Linked DNA regions of Mus musculus: region 1 is linked to region 2. A link is a loop called in an ENCODE intact Hi-C map of the cell type or tissue named here. Cell type or tissue: left cerebral cortex. All regions are shown on one strand. Links, peaks and the distances in the headings refer to the core of each region. The heading gives the core; the rest is flanking DNA.

Region 1 (2,925 bases), core at 189-2,688, 60 kb after region 2:
CAACAAGGAGCAAAACTTTCAACACACAAACTACAAGGAGCCATTTACGATCCAGTTTTTTCCCTTGGGGCCTTTAGGAAGTGTTTATCTCTGCTGGAACATATCTAATAACAGAGAACTCTCTAACTGATACAATTGCAAATCACCAGACGGAATTCAAGCTTACAAACGGAAATTTAGGAAATACTTCTGTTTACAAATCATCAAAAATCATGATACCTTTAAGTCTGGAAAGACGGCTCAGTGGCTAAGAGCACTGGTTGGTCTTCCAAAGGGCTTGGGTCCAAGTCCCAGCACCCACATGGTAGCTCACAATAATCTGCAACTCCTGATCTAGTGGATGCAATCCCCTTTTCTGGCCTTCTCAGCACCAGGCATGTACATACACACATGCTGACACAACACACATACTGCTATTACTCTGATGGTGACAGTGATGGTGTTGGAGATGATGATGATGGTGGTGGTTATGGTGGTGATGATGGTGATAATGGTGATAAAGAGACTCAATAACAAACTAACAACCAAGTAGGGAGAAGATTTTGACTGTGAGAACTAAGACATTATTAAAAGTTATTAAAGAAAATATGAATGGGAAAAATACCCTATGAATATGGGTTTTTTAAAAAAACTTCATACTTTCACCATGTTGATAATGCCCAAAGAAGTTACAAAGTCGATATAGCACCTATTGATTAAATACTTTTATTTTTGTTTTAGATTAGGAGGATGGGGGATTTTTGTTGTTATTTTGTTTTGTTTTTGAGACAGGGTTTTTGTCTGTAACCCAGGCTGATCTGTAACTCACTACGTAGCGAAGGCTGGTCTCAAACTCATAGCAATTTTCCCGCCTCAATCTCCCAAGTGCTGAGTTATAGGCTTGAGCCACCGTGCCCCACTCCAGTAACCCCTTTTGTGAAAGCAAAACAGAACCTCATCGCAAAACTTGCGTGGATTCTCTAGAGGACCTGAACAGGCAAAATAATCTTCCAAAAGAAGGAAGTTAGAAATCTCAAGCTCATTTCAAAACTTACCACAAGTCCACAGTAATCAAAACATCCACACGCGGTACGCAGAGGATGCTTGAGCGAATGCAGTAGAAGGGGGCTCAGAAGTGAACCCCTACATGTTATGAACAAATGCTGGGTTGTTTGGCTTTTTTTTTTAATTTTGTTTTTGGTTTTTGGTTGGGTTTTGTTTGGTTGGTTTGGTTTGGTTTGGTTTTTGTTTGCAATCCTGGGTCTTGAACCCAAAGCCTGTGTGTGCAGCACACACTGGTGAACCCCATCTCCAGCCCCTAATCAAATGTTTGTTGACAAAAGTACCAAGGTATCCAAGGACTAAAATCAGCCACTCGCCTTACCACATACAGGAAATTAACTCCAAGCGAACCAAAGATCTAAACACAAGAGTTGCAAGCGTGGCATTCTTAGAGCAGAGCAAAGAAGTGAAGCCCCTCAGCCCTGGCCTGGGCTATGGTTTTCTAGGAACAAAACGAATGGTCCATGAGAGAGGAAAGTAAATAGCTTACAATTCATCAAAGCTAAAACTTTCTGTATCAATGGACAGTGAGTGAGAACAGCCGCAGAACCAAGGGAGTGTTTGCAGGTCACGTAACTGACAGAAAGCTAGTGTTCAAAACACAATGAACACGCACAGGTCAACAGCAAACACACAACTTGTTGTTGTTGTTGTTGTTGTTGTTGTTGTTGTTGTTTGACACAGAGTCTCATGTAGCCCAGGCTGTCCTCAAAATAGTTATATAGCCAAGGATAATTTTGAACTTCTTATCTTCCTGCCTCCACCTCCCAAGCACTAAGGTTCCAGACATGTGACACCATGCAGTTTATGCAGTGCTGGGATCAAACCCAGGGCTTCCTGCAGACTAGGCAAGCACTCTACAATGGAGCTCCACCTCTGGCCCCAACAGCACAGTCTTTAAAAAAGCTCAAGTTGTGAGCAGATATTTCCCTGTAAAGGAGATGCAAATAGACACTTGGAAACCTGAGTACACCGGCAATCATTAGGAAATCCAAGCCAAAGATTCATGGATACCCCTTCACAGATACTTGGATATTAAGTAAGAGACAGACAGACAGACCATGGCAGCAGATAGACTAATAGAGAACACAGAGGAAGACAATAACAAACAGTGGCCAGGATGTAGAGAAGTCAGAATCCTTGACTGTCACTGCAGGGAATGTAAATGTTGTAGCCACACAGAATTACCATGTGACATATTGCTGTGTAAAATTACTAATGAAACATAGACATTAAAGCGCAGAGATACAGAATATTATTGTAGAATTACCACATGATCTCACAACTCTGCTTCTCGATAAACACACAAAAGACTGAAAAGCAAACTCTTCAACAGGTACCTGGAGAGCAGGATGGATAGCACCATTCATCACAAGGTGAAAGGTGGCAAGTCCCTAAATGCCCATCCACAGACAAACAGATAAGCTGAGTGTAGCATGTGTAAGCAAACACTGCTATTAGACAGCCTTATCAAGAAAATCCGGATCTGAGAACATCAGTCAGCAGCCAAGCCCTTGCCTGGAGGAAAACCTGGGTTTCACTATCTGGATGACAGAAAACAAGGAAGTTCTAACAAATTCTACATCATTGATGGATCTGAAAATCACTGTACTAATTGAAATAAGTCAGACACAAAGCCATATGTGTTGAATGACTCCGTTGGTAAAACCATAGTGGTTGCCAAGGGCTGGGGGACAGGAAGAGGAAGAGCATAGAGTTTCATAACTGAAGTTACCAAAAAAAAAAAAAAAAAGTTTCTAGAAAGGATGGTGTTGATGGCCACACAATATAAATTCATTTAATCTAGGAAGACACAATTCAAACCGTAAACGATGTACTGTAGGTATTTTAAGAAATAAGATGCTGGGCTCAGAAGATGACTTA
Region 2 (2,925 bases), core at 197-2,696:
CTGAGGCTCCTTCCTTTCTGATGATCCCACATCGAGGCTCCCCCCATGAATGCTCTACACATTCTTGATTATACTGGTCCCTGTTTGGGTTTAAGTATAGAAGACATCAACAGACCAAAGAGTGTATTCTGCCCAAGTCCAGCCTGGTGAGTCAAGTTTAGTCGGGTTACTTCCAGAATTATGTGGATACACAAAAGCTTCACCACTAACAAATACCACCCTAGTTAGCTACTGACTTCTTACATAATTTGGGAGCATCACAGGAAATCCTGAAGGGCTATACTAGATTTCTTCACATGGATAAGTGAGTGTTCATAGGCCCAGTCTCATGAGGGTCTCCTGTGATCACGGCTGCTCTGATCCAGGACAGCCATGACAACACTCAACCCTGAGAAAACAACTATGCAACTTCTGCCTTTGTCAAACATGTCCCACCCTACCACATGGAAGAAGCAGGATCTCTCTCTCTCTCTCTCTCTCTCTCTCTCTCTCTCTCTCTCACACACACACACACACACACACACACACACACACACACACGTGCACACGCACACACAAACACAAACACAGACACTTGAAGAAGCCCTAAAGGGTAGAGCGGAGAGTGCTCTGAAGTGTCTGTATGTACCACTTGTTCGTTTGTGACAATGTTGGTGTCTCCAGATCATAGTGGGCCTGAGTGAAGAACAGGAGTGGCCATATTTACTGACCCTGAGTTATTAACATGTAAAATGTTGCGCTAGAGAGATAGGAGAAGGAGCTGGAGACAGAGTAGAGCTAAAACGGAAATTTTAAAGGGAATTCTTTTCCCTTTCACTAGTAGCATAATTAACCAGAAGAGCCCCAACTGGTGCTGTTATGGTGACTGTAATATGAAACTGAAGCATAATGGGAGAATCCGGGTGGAAAATAATAACACTTAGCATTGCTACAGCTTATTACATGTGATGGTTTTTTTGTTCCCTTTGAACTGCACAGACATTAACTAATTAATTGCCATAGGACCCCAGAGTAGACAGAAGGCTCTCCTATCTATATTTTATAAGGAAAGAAAACAAGCCCTTTCTAAGCAAGGCAGAAGTGAATTCTATGTCCCAGGTTCTCTTTCTTTCACTTCCACCACAGCCCTCAGGGAACACACATTTTTACATCTTTGCACAGTTCTGAAAATTCTATTAATAGCCTTAAAATGTGAGTGGATTTGAGCTTGAAGAAACAGAAGAGGAACACAGAGTCAATCCTTTTCATTTCACAGAAAGAAAGTTGTTTCTGCCAAGGACTTTCTAAGGTCAGAAAGCAGCTGAAGGGGAGCCACATCTAGATTGGTTCTGCATGCTCAGTCGAGGGCCACCTCTTACCCACAAGTTCCCAAAGAAAGCCATTACTGCTGGGCCCACAAATGACAAGCCATGTGTTTAGAAATCAGGTTGTCTGTAGGAGCATGCATATGTGTTAGTTTTGCATTCATGTGGGATGTATTCATGTGCGTGCAGCATGCACACACGTATGCACTCAGGTGGAAGCCAGAAGTGAATACTCTGTGTCTTTTTCAATTGTTCTCCATTGCTGATCTTCTGAGATAGGGTCTCTCGAGGAACCTGGAGCTCAGGGATTCACTAGACTTGCTGGCCAGTGAGTTCCAAGGTCTGTCCTGTCCACTCCTGTACCACCCACCACAGGCACTGCCCTTGCCCAGCTTCATGCACTCATTGCTGGGGATCCAAACTCAGGTCCCCTTACGCGTGCAGGAAGCACTGTAAAGACTGAGCCTTCTCTCCAACCTCCTGGAGATAGTTTTTTGAGCACTTACCATTCAGTCACCAAACTTTCACTGGGCATGTGACACATGACTCCTCGGGCACTAGATACCTGGAAGGACATCTGCTCACTCATGTCCAGTGGGGTATGGTGGGAAGTCAGCCCTGTAAATGAGAGACACACAGAAAACTTCTGTCCCAGAGAAGCCACAGAAGTCCACAGCCTAGGACATTTAGGCATTTCTCAGCCACAGCTACTGTTCTGAGCACAGAGTAAATGGGCAATAAACAAGGGATGACAAGCCAGCTGATGTTTTTCAGTCACCATTAAAAAGCTGCCTTAAGTTAGACAGGATGTAGCAATGTTTCCATACAACAGGTTTTTTTTTATTTTATTTTAAACTCTTTATGTGCCTGTATATGGCTATATACACACACGAGTATAAGTGTTTAAGGAGGCCAGAGGCCTCAGATTCCATAGGACTCAAGGCATAGGTAGTCATGAGCTGACTGGGGGTGGTAGGAATTGAACTCAGGTCCTATGCATGAATGGTCCCCTATGTATTATCTCCAACTTCTGAGCTATCTCTCTAGTCTCTCCATATGGGCAGAGTTTTAAGCCTAGGGAGATCTGGGAACCCAATCTCCTGATTCACTCTGCCTTTGTCTACTTACAGAATAAAAACATGTTGTATGTGGAATATGATTTGAGGATTCCAGTAGATACAAAGATTACAAAGTATTCTTCATTGGCATTTTGTCCACTTAGGGCAATTTAGATACACAGTGGGTTGTAAGAGATTTGATCCAGTTTCATTGTGTCCACTATGTGATTTCCTAGTGTCAGGGAACCCAAAGCAAGGCTCTAGCCAGAGGGTCAGGGGCATGGGCTGTCTACCATAGCATACTATCCTGAAGACAGCTCCACCACAGGACCTGTAGTTTTGACAGCTGTGATCATTGCTATCATCATCGCCATACTGTGAGCATCAGATAGTCACCATGTGACACCACTAGAGGACTCAGAGCCAACCTAACATGTGCTGTGGTGAGCTCTTCCTCTTGGTGATGGGCTGAAATCTGAGTCAGAGAAGAATGTCTGAGAGCAGAATTAAACCAAGGCACACTGGGAAAGAGAAGGAAGGCTCAAAGACAGAGGAAACCGATA

What was found. A loop is a pair of places that touch in the nucleus more often than their neighbours do. Peaks named below come from ENCODE experiments on the same cell type or tissue, not always from the same donor. Only the 100,000 strongest peaks of a DNase experiment are listed, where the experiment ranks them.
Region 1: it touches region 2 in a loop (2.2-fold over the local background); 2 of 42 quality-filtered maps call a loop at or near these places.

Annotation. Positions count from the first base shown.
Region 1 is chr9:113,580,770-113,583,694 of GRCm38, forward strand. The region is part of intron 1 of AU023762 (expressed sequence AU023762); the gene reads right to left. Among named protein-coding and RNA genes, the nearest start is that of AU023762, 4.9 kb to the right of the region's middle. In left cerebral cortex, for the core only: no CTCF peak of the experiment used is centred there; no DNase peak of the experiment used is centred there.
Region 2 is chr9:113,520,601-113,523,525 of GRCm38, forward strand. It overlaps AU023762 (expressed sequence AU023762), which reads right to left. Exons shown (of 5, transcript NR_040760.1): 2 at 1,811-1,922. Among named protein-coding and RNA genes, the nearest start is that of Gm36540, 53 kb to the left of the region's middle. In left cerebral cortex, for the core only: no CTCF peak of the experiment used is centred there; a DNase peak (open chromatin) is centred at 1,211; H3K27ac peaks cover 1,781 bases.